Regions from separate parts of the Homo sapiens genome. Here region 2 is linked to region 1. The links are chromatin loops, found by intact Hi-C in ENCODE. Cell type or tissue: gastrocnemius medialis. All regions are shown on one strand. Links, peaks and the distances in the headings refer to the core of each region. The heading gives the core; the rest is flanking DNA.

Region 1 (8,585 bases), core at 2,021-7,020:
GCTGGATTTGGGGGACCATCCTGGCAACACTACTGGTGGCTGACTTTGGTGGAAATTTACAATCTGATTAGAGCATTTTCAGAGCACAGAATGACAAAGCTCTCCCGGGCGTGTGGCTTACATCTGTAATCCCAGCACTTTGGGAGGCCGAGGCAGGCAGATCACCTGAGGTCAGGAGTTTGAGACTAGCCGGGCTAACATAGTGAAACCCCATCTCTACTAAAAATACAAAAATTAGCCGGGTGTGGTGGCGGGCACCTGTAATCTCAGCTACTCGGGAAGCTGAGGCAAGAGAATCGCTTGAACCCGGGAGGCTGAGGTTGCAGTGGGCCGAGATCGTGCCACCACACTCCAGCCTTGGCAACAAGGCAAAACTCTGTCTCAAAAAAAAAAAAAAAAAAAGAAGAAGCCAAAGCCCAGTGGGTGGAGATCAGGGCTCAGATGAGCCCTCCAAGGACCAATCACTCTCCAAATGGAAGAATAAATGCAATGTGAGTGGCTCCCTCATCTCTCCTGCTAATGCCCTGTGGCTGTCCTGGGGTGTGAGTGGTTAGGGTGAAAGCAGGGAGACTGTGTAGGGTTTTATGCATTGTGGATGGGGTCTTCCATGTTTGTCACCTGTACACCTTTGCAAAAATGTTCTTTCAGTTCAGCTAGTCCTGCAATTATCACCCATTCCCTGGGGCTGCTTGCAAAGCAGCGTCAATGAAATTGTTGAAGATTCTGTTAACCAGACCCATCTCTGTCTTCCTGAATAGCTCCAGGCTTCTGGGAGTCCCAGCTACTACAAGTGTGTGTGTGTGTGTGTGTGTGTGTGTGTGTGTGTGTGTGTGTGTGTGTGTGTGTGTGTGTGTGTGGTGAGCAGGGGTTGGGGGATGGTGTCTTGGTGGTGGCCCCACATGGTCATACTTTTGGGTATCCTCGTTCATTTCACTCCATCACTGTCCCCCACGCCAGGGCAATGGATTTTGGCTTCCAGTTGTGGAAGAGCTATTGATGAGACCTTCTTCTCATGTCTCTGTGGACTGATGGCTGAGTCAGTGTCTTGAGGCTAGGGGTTGAGGTTTAGGGGAGCCCTCATCCTACCAACCTCTCTCGCACACGGAACATATTCTTTGCAGCTCCCAGAGAGAACAGGCCCCTGTTCTGCAAGAAGATGAGCCCAGGAGCTGAGGGAAGAGCAGAGTCTTCAGCCGGTACCTGATTCCAGACAGAAGCAGAACTCCAGGGGTCCCAGGGCTGTGGAGGCGTTGCAGAAGATGGCAAAGCTCGTCAGAACGGTGCCCTCCTCTGGGGCAATAGTGCAGGCAGGCACCTCACGGGGAGGCACAGTGCTGATCACATAGGTGTCCTCCCCATAGGCATGCCTGGTCAGTGCTGGGAGTAAAGAGAGATCATGTTCAGGGGGCCACGTGGGGCCCACAAACTCCATCCTGCTGTTAGATTGCCCCCTGAGCTCATTAAACACAAAGATTCTTGGGCTCTACTTCAAACCCAGAACTTCAGACATCTCTGGATCTGGGAAGAGCCCAGAAATGTACATATCTAACAATTAAACAATGAAACCCCAAAACAACTCCCCCTGATGCAAGGGATCCCAGGGCCTCACTTTGAGAAACTGGGCAGAGATAGGGGAAGATAATTAGACAGACCTGAGCTTGAATTTTAGTTCTGCCATTTGTTAACCGAGTGACCTCAGACTTGACCTTTTCTTTTCCAATTTTGTTTTCCTAATTTTTTTTCTTTTTAGAGATAGGGTCTTGCACTGTCACCTAGGCTAGAGTCCAGTGGTGCAATCATAACTTACTATAGCCTTGAACTCCTACACTTAAGTGATTCCACTGCCTTGGCCTCTCGAGTCAGCTAGAACCACAGGAGTACACCATTACGGCTGGCTAATTTTCTAATTTTTGTAGAGACAGGGTCTCGCTCTGTTGCCAGGGCTGGTCTTGAACTCCTGGCCTCAAGGGATCCTCCCGCCTCAGCCTCCCAAAGTGCTGGGATTACAGGCATAAGCCACTGGACCCGGGCTGAGAACTTGACCTTTTTGAGAGTCAGTTCCTCATCTGTAGAATGAGGCTGATGATAATAGCTTCCGCACAAAGATCTTGTGAGGTGGGAGTATGCTGGGAAAATGCTCAAGATCACAGAGCCAGGAAAGACCAGAACCAGGATCCGGAAACAGGCTGAGCCCACCCCGAAGCCCACACTCTTCCCAGGCGCCGAGATCACTGTTAAGAGCCACGAGTGGACCTGCAGTCACATCCCACATCACCTGGAGTAGCCACCTACATTTTCAGAGAGCGCATGCCTGGAAGAGCTGGGCATAAAGAGAATTTGAACCCATAAAAACTCATTCCTTGGCCTAGACCCAATTCGGAAAGTTTGGGGTGGACCCAAGAGTGTGCATGTTTAACTAATTCCTTGTTTATCCTGATGTGCATGGTCTGTGGGCCACTTCGGGAAAAATGGAAGCAAAGCAATCCTTCCTAAAAAGAATCATCACCTCCATTGTTTGTGTGTTTGAGAATCTATGTTTCTCACACAGGGCTTGTTTTAAACGAGAAGCCCTGAACAATCCTGGCAGGGTGTACAGGTTGCACGACCCCAGAATGACCTGCTTGTAACACTGGGGTTATCTCATTCATCCTGCAAAATAACCATTCTGAGGCAGGCATTTCGATTATCCCAGTTTATATGTCAGGAAACTGAGGCATAGAGAGGCGAAATCCTCTGCCTAGAGTCTCCCACGTAGAAAGCGGAAGTGGTGCGATTTACACCAGAGCCTGCGCTGTGGCCTCTGCACTAAGCTGATGCCCTGGCTGGGTATGGTGACTCACAGCTGCCATCCCAGCACTTCAGGAGGCTGGGACAGGAGGATCGTTTGGCTCCAGGAGTTCAGGACCAGACTGGGCAACATAGTGAGATCACATCTCTCTATTTCAATATTTAAAAGAAAAATAAACTGACACCCAATATCTGAGTGTTTCTGGGTTTATCTGGGTTCCCTGAGAGGAGATAAAAGGGAGGTTTCGCACCTGTGGCTCTGATTCGGATGACCTCTCCCCGGGACTGCAGAAACGAGCTGTTCAACAGCAACGTGGAGGTGTTGCTCTGGAGGAGGGTTAAGGACCTTGGCCAAAATCCTCTGAGTCTGCAGGCATCCAGGAGGGGCTCAGCCTGAAAGACAGGATGGCCCAGGGCTGCTGACGCTACAGCCAGGCCACAGGACTGCAGCAGGACAGTGGCTTCTGGGTGCTAGACAGCCTTTCAGATTTATTACTGATGAACGGAGGACAGGCAGCCCCAGCTCCCCAAGAAGTCACCTGGAATATACACTTTCCAGCCTCACTGCGGTGTCTGTCTTAGATTGGGCTCCCCGGAAGCAGAGCCTGAGATGGGGATTTGTGTGCAGGTTATTTATTTGTTTATTTTTGAGCCAGGCACAGTGGCTCACACCTCTAATCCCAGCACTTTGGGAGGCTGAGGTGGGTGGATCATCTGAGCTCAGGAGTTCAAGACCAGCCTGGCCAACATGGGGAAACTCTGTCTCTACTAAAAATACGAAAATCAGCCGGGCATGGTGTTATGTGCCTGTAATCCTGGCTACTTGGGAGGCTGAGGCAGGAGAATTGCTTGAACCCAGGAGGCAGAGGTTGCAGTGAGCTGAGATTGTGTCATTGTACTCCAGCCTGGGTGACAGAGTGAGACTCTGTCTCAAAAAAAAAAAAAAATTAAAAAGAAAATATTTTTGAGACGGAGTCTCACTCTGCTGCCCAGGCTAGAGTGCAGTGTATGATCTCTGTGCACTGCAACCTCTGCCTCCCAGGTTCAAGTCATTCTCCTGCCTCGGCCTCCCAAGTAGATAGAATTATAGGCACGCATCACCATACCCCGCTAATGTTTTCGTATTTTTAGTAGAGACGGGGTTTCACCATGTTGGCCAGGCTGGTCTCAAACCCCTGACCTCAGGTGATCTGCCTGCCTCGGCCTCCCAAAGTGTTGGGATTAAAGGCTTGAGCCACCATATCCAGCCTTGTGTGCAGGTTATTGATGGAAGGAGGATTCACAGGGAAAAGCAGTGCAGAGAGGGAAACAGCAGAGAACAAAACAAGGCAAAAAACAGTTACTGGAGGCATCCAGCCTCTGCCTGGTCACACGGAGAGCCCTGAAGTGTAAGTTGCACAACTGAAATCACCCTACCTGGGGACAGAGAAGCTGGGCTATTAGACCCTCCACCCATCAGTCGTTGGCCAATGGTCAGGCCACAAAAGCTGGAGTTAGGATCGTCCGCCTGGGAAGCAGGACTTTTGCTGAGATGCCAAGAGCACCCGCTGCAAAGTTTCTCCAGAGCTTATGCTCCTTTGTGCCCATTTGCCCTGCTGTCAATTCCCTGATTTTCTCCCCAGCCCAATACCCTGAGTCCCACACCACAGGCTCTGAATGGAATTGACCCAACCCTGGCCCAGTACCGGGCATGCGACACGGGTGTGCTGAAAGCGCAAGGGAGATTTCCATTCTTGAGTGGTTGTCACTGTGCTCACCTGCTCTGTTGGGGTGTTGTCCAAATACCAGCTGAACATAGCCACTGGAGAGTCCTCCCCCATGGTGACCCTGAGCAGAATGTCTTTGCTGGCATTAACTGGCCTGCAGTTCCTCTCACAGCTGAAAGGCAGACAGAGGACAGAGTGAGGAAGCTCCCCGAGGCATTGCTATCATCTGGATGTTTGTCCCCTGAAACCTCATGTTGAAATATGATCCCCAATGTTGGAGGCGGGGCTTCATGGGAGGTGTTTGGGTCATGGGGTTGGATTCCTCATGACTGGATGAATGCCTCCCTCGGGAGCGAGTTCTTGCTCTATTAGTCACCACCGGAGCTGGTTGCTAAAAAGATGGCCGGGAGCAGTGGCTCACGTCTGTAATCCCAGCACTTTGAGAGGCCCAGGCGGGCAGATCATGTGAGGTTAGGAGTTTGAGACCAGCCTGGCCAACATGGTGAAACCCTGTCTCTACTAAAAATACAAAAATTAGTGGGATGTGGTGGTGGGTGCCTGTAGTCCCAGCTACTCGGGAGTCTGAGGCAGGAGAATCATTTGAACCAGGGAGATGGAGGTTGCAGTGAGCCAAGATCACACCACTGCACTCCAACCTGGGTGACAGAGTAACACTCCATCTCCAAAAAAAAAAAAAAAAAAAAAGAGCCTGGCACCTCCCACCCTTCTCTGCACACACCAGGTCCCCTTCATCTTTCACTGTAAGTGGAAGCAGCCTGAGGCCCTTATCAGATACAGATGTCCAGTCTTGGATTTTCCAACCATAAGAATCATGAGCCAAATAAATCTCTTTTCTTCTTTCTTTTCTTTTTCTTTTCTTTTTTTTTTTTTTTTTGAGACAGAGTCTCGCTCTGTCGCCCAGGCTGCAGTGCAGTGGCGCGATCTTGGCTCACTGCAACCTCTGCCTCCCAGATTCAAGCAATTCTCCTGCCTCAGCCTCCTGAATAGCTGAGATTACAGACAGGCACCACCATACCCAACTAATTTGTATTTTCAGTAGAGACAGCGTTTTGCTGTGTTGGCCTGGCTGGTCTTGAACTCTTGGCTTCAAGTGATCCACCCGCCTCAACCTCCCAAAGTGCTGGGATTACAGGCATGAGCCACTGCGCCCAGCCAACCATTTTTCTGTATAAATTACCTAGCCTCAGATATTCCTTTATAACAATGCAAAATGGGCCGGGCGCGGTGGCTCACACCTGTAATCCCAGCACTTTGGGAGGCCGAGGCTGGTGGATCACGAGGTCAGGAGATCGAGACCATCCTGGCTAACACGGTGAAACCCCGTCTCTACTAAAAATACAAAAAATTAGCCAGGCGTGGTGGCAGGCGCCTGTAGTCCCAGCTACTCGGGAGGCTGAGGCAGGAGAATGGCGTGAACCCGGGAGGCGGAGCTTGCAGTGAGCCGAGATAGCGCCACTGCACTCCGGCCTGGGTGAAAGAGCAAGACTCCGTCTCAAAAAAAAAAAAAAAAAAAAAAAAAATGCAAAACGGACTCAGACAGGCATTGTGACCACTGGCCTGGTCTTTTGTCCAGTCCTTCTCAAGTCCTTTGAGAGGGTAGGAAATGGCCCTTTTTCAAATTAAAGATGGAATAAAAGCCGCCCCTGCCCCAACCAACACTGGGACGTAGCCTTGGTTGTGAAGATGGACTGAGTCATGGCCTGACTGAATTCCCATGTCATTCACTGACAGCGTAATGATACGGAAGGTGAATGAGGCTGAGACAGGACCTGGGTTCTAATCCTGTCCTTGTCACTTATGAAGGGTCACCTTGTGTGCATCACTTAAACTTTTTTTTTTTTTTTTTTTTTTTTTGAGACTGAGTCTCACTCTATCGCCCAGGCTAGAGTGCAGTGGCACGATCTCGGCTCACTACAACCTCCACCTCCTGGTTCAAGAGATTCTCCTGCCTCAGCCTCCCGAGTAGCTGGGATTATAGGCGCTCACCACCATGCCCGGCTAACGTTTGTATTTTTTTAGTAGAGACAGGGTTTCACTGTGTTGGCCAGGCTGGTCTTAAACTCCTGACCTCAGGTGATCCGCCCGCCTCGGCCTCCCAAAGTGCTGGGATTACAGGTATGAGCCACCATGCCCAGCCGAATCACTTAAACTCTCTAAGCCTCAGTTTCCTCACCTGCAAAATGAGGGGATAGCCTAGATAATTTCTGTGATTCTTTTTAGTTCAGATAATAGTAAACTAATGCTGTGGTTCAACAGCACGCCTGCCATGCACACATTACTTCCATTGTCTCTAGCTTGTCCAATGCTCACAATAGCCCTATGAGTGACATATTAGCATCCCCACATCACAGGTGAGCTAACCAGGCCCCGAGAGCTTATGTGATTTGTCCTAAGTGATGTAACTTCTAAGTGGGCAGATAGAATGTGAACCATCGTGTCTGGATCCAAACTCTTGGCCTTCTCTATAATGTCTCTGTGAAGGCCAAAGCAACTCCATTTCAGATGCTAATCTGCCACGTTGACTACTGATTAACCCCAATTCCAGGAATGCCTCTAAGATTTCTATTCTCTCTACAGTTCTTTGTGTAAGAGCATGTACTTACTATGAGTGCTGCCCTGAAAGAGATTCACATAGTATTCTTACCTTTCCCTACGACTGTCCTACACATTCCTTTCCTATGGTATATAAGCCCTGGTTCTGGCGGGTAATGGCGCTGGCTTTCACCATCTTGTCTTGCAGCTGCCCTAGACATCATGGTTTCTGTTCGCAAGTCTCAATTAAATGTTTCTTTCTAAGAAACTAAATTTGTCAGCTTCTTTCTCTGGCCTCTCTGCTTCCTCGAACTTTGCGGGAAGGTTTGCATAGACCTGCCCTCCACAGGACGGTCCCCCAGTTTCCCCTTTGGTCTGAACTTGATGACAGCTCTTGAACTTCCTACTTATCTCCTCATGTCTGCCCTAGTCCAAGTGTGCAGGACATTCTCTATCTGCCTCTCCAATCCAGTCTCCTCCCACGTGCGGCTCTGACCTGGGAGACTGAGCTCTATACACTGCATCACCCAAGCTGCCACACCCTCCAGCTTCTAACTGGGTCCAGCCAATGGGAACCATTGATAGAGGATTGGAGGGTGAGAGGAGAGAGTTTGGGGAATTTATTCACGGCTTTCCCTGCTCTTTTCCCTGATGGGCTGCAGGTGAGAGATGCTGTGCTTCTCCAACCAAGGCCACAGCTCCCTACGTATGTAGTCCTGCCTAATCTTACCTCTGCATTCCTGGGGGTGATAATGGCTTCCCTTGGTTGTAGTCCTGCCTTGTCGCCCCTGCTTCATTGCCTTATACCTGCCCTCACCTGTAAATAGTCCCTTCATCAGCTCTCTTCCATTCATTCCTGGTTTGGCTGAGCCATCAGCTTCCTGCAGGGACTGGCTGATAGTCCAAGCAAACTTGACCTCCTACCTTGACTCCTGCAAGAGCCTGGGCAATCTCCCTGGGTCTTCTCTTGCCCTCTTCCAAGTCATTCTCCACTGAGCCACCAGAGCATATTGAAGTCACATGCTTAGAACTCTTGGTTGCTTGGCTTGGCATGGTGGCTCATTCCTGTAATCCCAGCAATTTGGGAGGCCGAGGCAGGTGGGTCACCTGAGGTGAGGAGTTTGAGACTAGCCTATCCAACATGGTGAAACCCTGCCTCTACAAAAAATACAAAAATTAGCTGCGCACGGTGGCATGTGTGCCTGTAATCCCAGATACTCAGGAGTCTGAGGCACGAGAAATGTTTGAACCTGGGAGGCGGAGGCTGCAGTGAGCTGCGATGGTGCCACTGCACTCCAGCCTGGGTGACAGAGTGAGACTCCATTTCAAAAAAATAAAAATAAAAATAAAGAACTCTTGGGTGGTTTCTCTGTATCACTCTTAGGAAAAAGGCTAAAATCTTGATATGACCGGCAAGGCCCCACTTGAGCCAGGCCCTGCCTACACTACCAGCTCCTTCCCACCCTTCTCTTCTCCATCCTCAGGACATTGGCCTCTTTCGCTCCCTGATGATTCTCTGCTCCCTCCCTTTGCCCGCTC
Region 2 (11,314 bases), core at 2,760-7,759, 56 kb after region 1:
GAGGAGAGCAGGCCAGGAGACAGCTTCTACTGGAACCAACCCCTCATCCCATTCTCCCCACATTAGTGAAAACAACAGAACACAGGGGTCAGGCCTCCATGGGTTCAGAGCAATGCCAGAGCTTTTGAGGGGAAGAGCAGCTGCTGCTTCATGTCGATGGGTTTTCAACATGAAGGCAGTTCTGCAAACCACTGTGAGACACCTTCCCCTTTGGGAAATATATGTCCAGCCTCAGCCTCCAAACAAAAAGAACATCATGAGGGCCAAAAAAGGCAGAGACTGGGTGTCATTAATCACCTCTATTCCCTCAGAGTTTGGCGTGTAGTAGGTGTCAGGTCCAAAAAGGCACAGATTTGTTTTGTTCACTGCTACATTTCCAGCACATAGTAGGTGCTCAATCAATATGTGTTGAATGGGCCAGGGTCGGTGGCTCATGCCTGTAATCTCAACACTTTGGGAGGCCAAGGCAGGTGGATCGCTTGAGCTCAGGAGTTTGGGACCACTTGCCCAATTGCCTGGGCAATATGGCAAAACACCATTTCCACAAAATACAAAAAAATTAGCCTAGAGTGGTGGCACAGGCCTATTGTCCCAGCTATTCAAGAGGCTGAGGTGGGAGGATCACTTGAACATAGGAGGTTGAGGCTGCAGTGAGCTGAGACTGCACCATTGCACTCCAGCCTGGGTGACAGAGTGAGACCCTGTCTCAAAAAAAAAAAAAAAAGGTGTTGAATGCACTGCCTGCAGCGGACACTGTCAGTTGCCTATCCTAGGCCATTCCCTCCTTTTTCCTTGATAATGGAATTCTGACAAGATCCAGGTGGCAATGATGCCACTCCAGGGGTGACTGGGAGGAAATTAAATTAAAGTTTGTCTGAGGAAATTAAAGCGCTCCTGTTCCTCTTTGTTGAGGATTGGTTAGGGGTGGTCATGTGACACAGTTCTATTCAGCCAATGAGGCACAAGAGAAAATCTGCTCAGAGGATTCTGGGAAAGATTTCCCTCCAGCATAAAATGAGAGGTCTACAAAGAAAACTCCTCTTCTGTCCCTGCCTTATCTTCCTGCTTTTCCACATCTCTATGTGAGGCCATGATTTCCCAGGCAACGGCAATCATTCATAACCAGAACTGAACAAGCCAACAGTGAGAAGACAACCTTCTGAGGCTAGAAGTGTGGAAGCCCTTGCTAGGCGAGCTTCCGCGTCAACCAGCATGCCACCTCTCGATGGCTTGATGTCTGCAATAAATGCACATCTTTGGAGTTTCAGCAGATGTTCTGCTACCTGCAGCAAAAGTGTCTTCCCTTACACATTGTGACTTAATGATATTGTTACGGGCTGAATTGTGTTCTGTAAAATTCATACGTTGAAGCCCTAACACCCCATACGGCAGAATGTGACTGTATTTGGAGATAGGGTCGTTAAAAAGGTGATTAAATTAAAATGAGTCCATTAGGTTGGCCCCTGATCCAATATAATTGGTCTCATTACAAGAAGAGGAAATTTGATTGGGCACAGCAGCTTGTGCCTGCAGTCCTAGCTACTCAGGAGGCTGAGGCAGGAGGATGGCTTGAGCCCAGGTGTTTGAGACTGTAGTGAGCTATGATTGCACCACTGCACTCCAGTCTGGGCAACAGAGTGAGACCATGTCTCTTAAATAAATAAATAAAATTTAAAAATGAAAGAAGAGGAAATTCAGACACACCAAGAGACACCAAGGATGTGCGCACAGAGAAAGATGATATGAAGACACAGCAAGAAATCACACCTGCTACCTTCATCTCCCAAACAACCTGATACCTTGTTTTTTTTGTTTGTTTGTTTGTTTGGTTTTTTGTTTGTTTGGTTTCGCTTTTTTGAGACGGAGTCTTACTCTGTTGCCCAGGCTGGAGTGCAGGGGTGCAATCATAGCTCACTGCAGTGTCAAACACACCTGGCTGGAGTGGTGGGATCTCAGCTCACTGCAACCTCTGCCTTGCCACTTCAAGCAATTCTCCTGCCTCAGCCTCCCCAGTAGCTGAGATTACTGGCATGTGCCACGATGCCTGGCTAATTTTGTATGTTTAGTAAAGACGGGGTTTCACGATGTTGGCCAGGCTGGTCTTGAACTCCTGACCTGGGGCAATCCGCTCATCGAGGCCTCCCAAAGTGCTGGGATTACAGGCATGAGCCACCATGCCCAGCCAAAACCTGATACCTTGATCTCAGACTCCTAGCCCCTAGAACTGTGAGAAAAAAAAATTCTGTTGTTTAAGCCACCCAGTCTGTGGCATTTGCTATGGCAGCCCTAGCAAACTTACACAGATATCTATTGTTAGGCTTAATTTATTACCACCATTAGTTTTTTTTGTGGGGGTATTTTTGTATGTGGTGTGTGTTTGTTTGTTTTGAGATAGGGTCTCTGTCGTCCAGGCTGAAGTGAAGTGGTGCAAACATGGCTCACTGCAGCCTCAAACTCCCTGAGCTCAGGCGATCCTCCCACTTCAGCCTCCCAAGTAGCTGGGACCACAGGTGTTTGCCACCACCACCACTGCCAGCTAATTTTTCTATTTTTCATAGAGGCAAGGTCTCGCTGTGTTGCCCAGGCTGGTCTCAGACTTCTGACCTCAAGTGTTCCATCAGCCTCAGCCTCATCCTCCCAAAGTGCTGGGATTACAGGTGTGAGCCACCGTGCCCGGACTCCATTTGTATTTTCAAAAACCTTTATCTTACTATCTAACTGTCCCTTGGGTGCAGTTGGAACCTGGATAAGAGAGCTTGCCCTTTCTCTGATATAAGAATGCAGTGACACCAACCCAAGACCCAAGACTGGTCCTCTCAGGGCCCATCCACCCATTACTTCATTCAGTAAAAATCCAGCAGACACCCATCGTGCGTTGGAGCTGTGTAGAATTGTCAGAGTAAGTACTTTGAAGTCGGGCTGCCTGGCTGTGCCTCCTAATTTGAGCTGCTCCTCACTTTGAGACCGAGGGCAAGCAAGTTATCTTCCCTGTACTCTCTGACCTTGAGAATGGTGGTAGGAACACACATCTCATAGGACTGTGTAAGGCCAGGGTGAGCCAGTGCAGGTAAACTGCTCAGTTGCTTTTCTGAATATGCAAAGATTGACAAGAAGGGAGATCACAGTCATGTTTTGACTCATATATATATATATATATATATATATATATATATATATATATAAATATATATATATATATATATATAAATTATTATTTTTTTTTTGAGACAGATTCTTGCTCTGTTGCCCAGGCTGGAGTGCAGTGGTAGAATCTCAGCTCACTGCAACCTTCACCTGCCAGGTTCAAGCAATTCTCCTGCCTCAGCCTCCCAAGAAGCTGGGATTACAGGTGCACACCACTATACCAGGCTAATTTTTGTATTTTTAGTAGAGACGGGGTTTTACCATATTTGCCAGGCTGGTCTCGAACTCCTGACCTCAAGTGATCTGCCCGCCTCGGCCTCCCAAAGTGCTGGGATTACAGGCTTGAGCCACCGCACCTGGCATGTCTTCACTCATATGGTTTTGTTGTAACCCTTCCAACAAGCCCTGTGACACAGATACTGCCACCCCCATTTTGCCGAGTGAAGTGAGGTTCAGAGAAGTCACGTGACAAAAGCTGCAGGGTTGCTGAATCTCAGAGCTGAGGTCCAAACCCAGGTCTTCTGACCTCTAAGCCCTGAGCTCTTTCTTGCACCGTGGTGGTGTCGTTTTTTTCCCAGAGCCCTTAGAGTATGCCAGACATTCCCATGTAATCCTCACAAGAACGCAGCTTCCACAAGCTAGGAATAAAGAACTCTGACATGGATACACGTGTTTAGACCACACAGCGGGATAAACTGGCAAGTTATTGGAGGTCTTACTGGAAAGGTGGTTCATAGGGAAATGCCCTCTAAGAGAATGGGAGGAAAAGGTAAAGGCATTGTTTGGTAACTGTCTGAGACCAGGTGCTTTTGCTAGACCCTATACAATAGGCTTGAGGTGCTAATATCGTTATGCCTCACTTTATAGTTGAAAAAAAGGAGGCTCAAAGAGGGTAGAATGGCCCAGACACACAGAAAATGGACGAGCTGGCCAGGCGCGATGGCTCACGCCTCTAACCCCAGCACTTTGGGAGGCCAAGGCGGGTGGATCACTTGAGGTCAGGGGTTTCAGAGCAGCCCGGCCAATATGGTGAAACCCCATCTCTACTAAAAATACAAAAATTAGCTGGGGATGGTGGCAGGCACCTGTAATCCCAGCTGCTTGGGAGGATAAGGCAGAAGAATCGCTTGAACCCGGAAGGCAGAGACTGCAGTGAGCCAAGATCACGCCACTGCACTCCAGCCTGGGTGACAGAACGAGACTCCATCTCAAAAAATATAAAAGGATGAGCTGCAATTTTTTTTTTTCTGAGTTGGAGTCTCACTCTGTCACCCACGCTGGAGTACAGTGGCACCATCTTGGCTCACTGCAACCTCCACCTCCTGGTTTCAAGTGATTCTCCTGCCTCAGCCTCTTGAGTAGCTGGGATTACAGGTGCCCATCACCATGCCCAGCTAATTTTTGTATTGTATTTTTAGTAGAAACGAGGTTTCACCATGTTGGCCAGGTAGGTCTTGAACTCCTGACCTCAGGTGATCTGCCTGCCTTGGCCTCCCAAAGTGATGGGATTATAAGCATGAGCCACCATGCCTAGCCAATCAGCTATAATTTAAATTTAGTTTCAACTCAGGCATGTAGCATCTTTCCTCTGGGTCAGGTCTTCTCAACTCCTGCTGCACACATGTAGGTACTTTTTATTATTTTTTTAATTATTATTATTATTTTGAGACGGAGTCTTGCTCTGTCGCCCAGGCTAGAGTGCAGTGGCGCGATCTCGGCTCACTGCAAGCTCTGCCTCCTGGGTTCACGCCATTCTCCTGCCTCAGGCTCCCGAGTAGCTGGGACTACAGGCACCTGCCACCACGCCCGGCTAATTTTTTGTATTTTTAGTAGAGACGGGGTTTCACGGTGTTAGCCAGGATGGTCTTGATCTCCTGACCTCGTGATCCGCCCGCCTCTGCCTCCGTATGTTTTATTTTTGAGATAAGGGCTTGCTTTGTTGCCCAGGCTGGAGTCCAGTGCTGCTATCACAGTTCACTGCAGCCTCAACCTCCCAGACTCAAGTGATCCTCCCACCTCAGCCTCCCAAGTAGTTGGGACTACAGGCACGCACCACCATGCCCAGCTAATTTTTTTTGGTAGAGACGGAGCCTCAATATGTTGCCTAGGCTGGTCTTAATTCCTGGGCTCAAGTGATCCTCCCGCCTTGGCCTCCGAAAGTGCTAGGATTACAGGTGTGAGCCACTACACCCGGCCAACATAAAAAAAAAAAACTGATGGCTGAGATCCACCTTCAGAGATTCTGCGTCAGTGGGTCTGGAGTGAGGCCCAGCACTGATACATTTAGTACTGCCAATCAGGTGATTCCAATGTGTGCCAGGGCGGAAGCACAGCCAGACCACACAGCTGTCAGGAATGAACGGCCCAAGGTGCTGGCATGTGCTCTCAGCCCAGACCGGACCATCATTATTCTCAGCTGGGTTGCATAAAGGCCAGTGCCACTGCCTTTTCTTACTCTACCCACAGAGCAAATGACTGGTTCTTTCTTTAAGCAAAATACGTTAAGATGAGTTCATTAACTTCAATCAGTGCATATAGCAAGTTGAATACGAATTTCAGGCAATGGCAACACACGAAGATACACGAATAATAGGGAAGCTCAGATCAAATTCAGGCATTGTTTTGCCCTCTTGATAGGCCAGGAAGTTGAAGTTTCTTTTTAACTATTCTGTTTACTTATTTATTTTTTGAGACAGAGTCTCACTCTGTGGCCGAGGCTGGAGTGCAGTGGTGCCATCTCAGCTTACTGCAATGTCTGCCTCACAGGTTCAAGCGATTTTCCTGCCTCAGCCTCCTTAGCATCTGGGATTGCAGGCGTCTTCCACCACGCCTGGATAATTTTTGTATTTTTAGTAGAGACAGGATTTCGCCGTGTTGGCCAGGCTGGTCTCGAACTCCTGACCTCAAGTGACCCGCCAACCATGGCCTCCCAAAGTTCTGGGATTACAGGCATGAGCCACCACTCCTGGCCCGTCTTTTTTACTATTCTTTATAGTTTCTGAGAAAAGCCTTTGGTTCCCGTTCGTTATTTTTTAAATAGGTACATGAAACATTTTATGTCTCCTTCTTCCAAAAAGAAAATAATGAATTAAGTGGCTCTTTATGTATGATTATTAGAGGGGAGCATCGGGGCCTTTACTAAAAACAAAACAAAATGTAAAACCTTTCCCGTCTCTGCTGAAGGGGTTCCCTGCTGTGCAGCAGACATTCAGTGATCACAGAGCTTAGCTCAAGTTTCTCCTAATTCCCAGCACCTCTGATTCCCAGCATCTCTTCTTGTTCTGATCATAAACAACTCCAGCTCTTGGATTACGTCGGGCAACATAACAGCAGGCACGGAATTCTCTCTGCTTATTTAGAACCTAGTCTGAAGCAAGCTTTTTTTTTTTTTTGGTTAAGTCAAAAGTGAAACTGGAGAGGGAAAGCTGAGGGAACAATAAGAGGATTAAAGATTAGCTATGACACATGGCTTGGAAATTAACCTTTAACCAAACATCTTATAAGTAACGCCAGCGCAGCTTCCCTTGTGAATGTAAAGAGATCCAGGGCTCTTGGAGAGGGACAAGTGAGAGCCAGCCAAAAAGGAAAAAGCAAAGGCAGAAACGGCATCAGGAGAGACAGAGATGTGAAGGAGGGAAGGAGCAGGAGAGCAGGAAGGAAACGCAGGAGGAGGGAGCAGCATCTCCTGTGAACACAGAGGAGCACCTGTTTGCTGTTAAAATCGATCTCCCTCGGCACCCTGAGCAATGGATATAATATTTGGCAGGAATAGGAAAGAACAGCTGGAGCCTGTGAGGGCCAAAGTGACAGGTGAGCATTCTGATAAACACTGGGCTCTTTCTTCTATTTATTTTATTATTTTTTTTTTTTTTGAGGCGGAGTCTCGCTCTGTCGCCCGGGCTGGAGTCCAGTGGCTTGATCTCGGCCCACTGCAACCTCTGCCTCCTGGGTTCAAACGATCCTCCCACCACAGCCTCCCGAGTAGCTGAGATTACAGGCACCCACCACCAAGCCCGGCTAATCTGTGTGTTTTTAGTAGAGACGGGGTTTCAGCATGTTGGCCAGGCTGGTCTCGAACTCCTAGCCTCAAGTGATCCACCCACCTCGGCCTCCGAAAGTGCTAGGATTACAGGGGTGAGCCACTGCACCTGGCTTCTTCCTTGTGTTTAGATGGACACTATTTTTTCCTGATGATATAAGTAATACTAATTGTAAATTACTTTTGGAAAGTCTGGAAAACAGTACAGAGAGGGGACACATTTTCTGTGAAAATCTAGGTATTCTTTTACACATTATAACTCCGTTTGCAAAGGGAGGAGAGTCAGTCTCACTGTTCCCAGGAAAAAAGCATTGGAATGCCCCAGTGGGTACATAGACAATGGGATTAATCTGCAAACTGCTGCCTGTCTCAGATGCATGATGTATTTGTGCAAATGTATGCATTCTAAATTAGTTTCAAAATGCTTAGAGGGGCGTGCATGAGCTCCCACGCATGCACATCCACCACGCACACTTGCAGGGGATTGCAGAGTCTGATGTGATTTTCTCTCAGGAACTCACAGGTGTGAGCTCCTGCAGAGCCTATAGGAGTAGGACCTTCTATCCTTTAGAGGCTCTGTGTTTCGCTTAATCTTTTATATCTCTTTTTCCTCCTCTTTTGAGTTGCCACTTTCCTGGTACCATTTCGACTCTAAAGGGCAGTTCCTGGTTCTGGACTCCCGGGTCCCCAGAGTGGTGCTCGCTCAGTTTTAAGAACAGCTGAGTCAGCTCAGGCCTGCAGGCATTTTCATCTGCTAGATGGACTGGAATTGTTCATAAGGAGAGGACAACTGTGAGTGATTTTCGTGAGAACATCAGATTGAAGCTTTTCAACTGAGCAATTGCCTTGGGAGTCTTTTGAAACAAAAAAAAAATAGCTTTTATGTATATATTTTCCTGGTTACAAAGGTAAGGCACAATCTATAGCTATCAATCTGTATATATATATAGCTGTATGTATATTAAATTATATATAAATTAATTAGGAGTGCAAATGAGAACATGGAAGGAAATAAAATCAGCTGTATTTTGAAATCTCTTAACCACTATTAATATTTGGGTCTATTTCCTTTAACTTTTTAAAACATAGGTAGATCAATTGATAGATTACTATATTTGTAAACAGTTTTTCAAAAAGCAAATGTATACTATTACATTTTTATTTTTTTTCTCAATTTGACTGTTCATCTGTACATATTTTATTTTTTAAAAAGACACCCCACGGCCAGGTGCGGTGGCTCACGCCTGTGGTCCCAGCACTTTCGGAGGCCAAAGAGGGTGGATCACTTGAAGCCAGGAGTTTGAGACCAGCCTGGCTAACATGGCGAAATCCCTCTCTACTAAAAATACACAAATTAGCCAGGGGTGGTGGCATGCACCTGTAGTCCCAGCTACTCAGGAGGATGAGGTAGTAGAATTGCTTGAACCCCGGAGGCAGAGGTTGCAGTGAGCTGAGATCGTGCCACTGCACTCTGGCCTTGGCAAGAGTGAGACCCTGTCTCAAAAATAAATAAATAAAAAAAAACCAGGCACCCCAGCCTGGCCAACCTGGTATGGTGAAACACTGTCTTTATTATTTGGTTGGTGCAAAAATAATCGCGGTTTTTGCCATTACTTTCAATGCATTTAATTTTAATTTTTTTTTTTTTTTGAGAAGGAGTTTCACTCTTGTTGCCCAGGCTGGAGTGTAATGGCGCGATCTCGGCTCACCACAACCTCTGCCTCCTGGGTTCAAGCGATTCTTCTGCCTCAGCCTCCCAAATAGCTGGAATGACAGGCATGCACCACCACACCCGGCTAATTTTGTATTTTTAGCTGAAACAGGGTATCTCCATGTTGGTCAGGCTGGTCGCAAACTCCCAACCTCAGTTGATCCGCCCGTGTTGGCCTCCCAGAGTGCTGGGATTATAGGCGTGAACCACCATGCCCGGCCTGAAATTTTATTTTAAATAAAAATACAAAAATTAGCCAGGCATGGTGGTGCATATCTATAAGCCCAGCTCCTCAGGAGACTGGGCATGAGAATCACTTGAACCCAGGAGGCAGAGGTTGTAGTGAGCCAAGATCGCACCACTGTACTCCAGCCTGGGCAACAGAGTGAGACTCTGTCTCCAAAAGAAAACAAAAAGGCACCTATGATACCTACCTTTTCGTGCCCTGGAATATTTTGTACCCTTTACACCTCATGTTTAATGACTGCATGAAATCCTTGGAAATGTTAGAAAACATGAATTCTAGAACACGAGAGGCTGAGTGAGCCCCAAAGATCAGCAGCGGTTCTCAAAGGGGTGGCCCCGGACCTGCAGCATAAGCATCACCTGGGTGCTGGGTAGAAATAAACATCCTTGGGCCCTACCCAGACCCACGGGGTCAGACACTTGGGGGGTGGAGCTCAGCAAGCTGTGTGTTCACAAGCCCTCAGGCGATTCCAAAGGTAAGAACCATTCCTCTACATCAAGCCTCCCTATTGACAGATGGGAAACTGAGGCAGAGGGGCAGTGACTTGCCAAGGCCAGGCAGCCTGCAGAGAACAGGCCTCCTGACTCTCCGTCCAGGCCTGGGTTGAGCCTAATCAGTTGGTGACATCCATGGGCAAACAGCTAACTAAAAACTGTGCCTGGGTTGACACGTCCATGCAGGGAGCACATGCAAAGGTTTTGGCTTTGTAACTGGCTGTGCCGACACACGTGTGTTCTGAGACCTCTTTGGCAACTTAAGCATTTCCTGCCTCAGTGTTCTTTTCTGTTTGATGAATGTAGCCTGGCACCTCCCACATAGGGTTGCTGCAACGATTAAGTGGTTTAATCCACCTAGAACACAGTGGCTGGTGTATGAATGCATGTAAGTGTTCTTGTCCTATCTAGGGCTTTAATTATATTCTCAGATGCCTCTCTCCCTGCTCTTTCTCAAGCCTGCCCCCTCTCCTGTGCCCTGGGTGCCTGTGCCTGGCGCCACGATTATGTAGGTGCCCAAGGCAAGAGACTTGGCTGTCTTTTTTTTTTTTTTTTTTTTTTTTTGAGGCGGAGTTTCACTCTGTCGCCCAGGCAAGAGTGCAATGGCGCAATCTTCGGCTCACTGCAATCTCCTCCTCCTAGGTTCAATCGATTCTCCTGCCTCAGCCTCCCCAGTAGCTGGGATTACAGGCACCCACCACCACACCCAGCTAATTTTTGTATTTTCAGTAGTGACGGGGTTTCACCATATTGGCCAGGCTAGTCTCAAACTTCTGACCTCGAGTGATCCATCCGCCTTGGCCTCCCCTAGTGCTAGGATAACAGGCCTGAGCCACCGCGCTGGCCTCGGCTGTCATTTTTCAGTGCTCCACTGCACATCCCCCTGTATTTAGTCAAATAGAGGCCCATCAGTTCTGTGTGTTCCATCTATCTTTGTTCATCCATTTCTCTCCATCCCTGTGGAATCCCCGGGTCCTCTCTCTGGTCTTCCTGCCTCTCTCAGGGAATTTCCCAGTCCACAATCCACACCATGGGTGGAGACAACCTTCGAAGCTCCAAGTTCCTATTCCATTTATAACAGGGGTCCCCGACCCTCGAGCCGTGGACCAGTACCAGTCTGTAGCCTGTTAGGAACCGGGCCGCACAGCATTACGGCCCGAGTTCTGCCTCCTCTCAGATCGGTGGCATTAGATTCTCATATGAGTGCAAACCCTACTGTGAGCGTGAACCCTGTCGTGAACTGCACATAGGAGGGATCTAGGTTGTGCGCTCCTTATAAGAATCGACCCCTCAACCCCACCATCCATGGAAAAATTATCTTCCACAAAACCAGTCCCTGGTGCCAAAAAGTTTGGGGACCACTGATCTATATGGAATCCAGAACAGGCAAATCCATAGGAAAGAAGATGGGTGCCTGCCAGGGGCTGGGGTAAGGGGAGAAGGGGGAGTGACAGCTAATGCATAAGGGAGATGGCTTTTTGGAGTGATGAAATGTTCTGGAATTAGGTGATGGTTGCGCAACATTGTGAATACACTAGAACCCCCTGAACTGTACATTTTAAAATGATGAGTTTTATCTCAAATTTTTTTAAATTGCAGAAAATATCTGGTCCTGTCCTTCCCTATTATAACCATCAAAGGTGCCCCATTCTTCTGAGGATTAGATCAGGACCCTTAGT

Evidence for each region. A loop is a pair of places that touch in the nucleus more often than their neighbours do. Peaks named below come from ENCODE experiments on the same cell type or tissue, not always from the same donor. Only the 100,000 strongest peaks of a DNase experiment are listed, where the experiment ranks them.
Region 2: it touches region 1 in a loop (18-fold over the local background); 2 of 110 quality-filtered maps call a loop at or near these places.

Annotation. Positions count from the first base shown.
Region 1 is chr16:81,176,607-81,185,191 of GRCh38, forward strand. It overlaps the pseudogene PKD1L2. Among named protein-coding and RNA genes, the nearest start is that of BCO1, 58 kb to the right of the region's middle. In gastrocnemius medialis, for the core only: no CTCF peak of the experiment used is centred there; a DNase peak (open chromatin) is centred at 4,795; H3K4me3 peaks cover 546 bases; H3K27ac peaks cover 2,343 bases.
Region 2 is chr16:81,232,019-81,243,332 of GRCh38, forward strand. BCO1 (beta-carotene oxygenase 1) reads left to right here and starts at 6,671. Exons shown (of 11, transcript NM_017429.3): 1 at 6,671-6,954. The coding sequence starts at 6,891. In gastrocnemius medialis, for the core only: no CTCF peak of the experiment used is centred there; a DNase peak (open chromatin) is centred at 5,463; H3K4me3 peaks cover 766 bases; H3K27ac peaks cover 2,016 bases.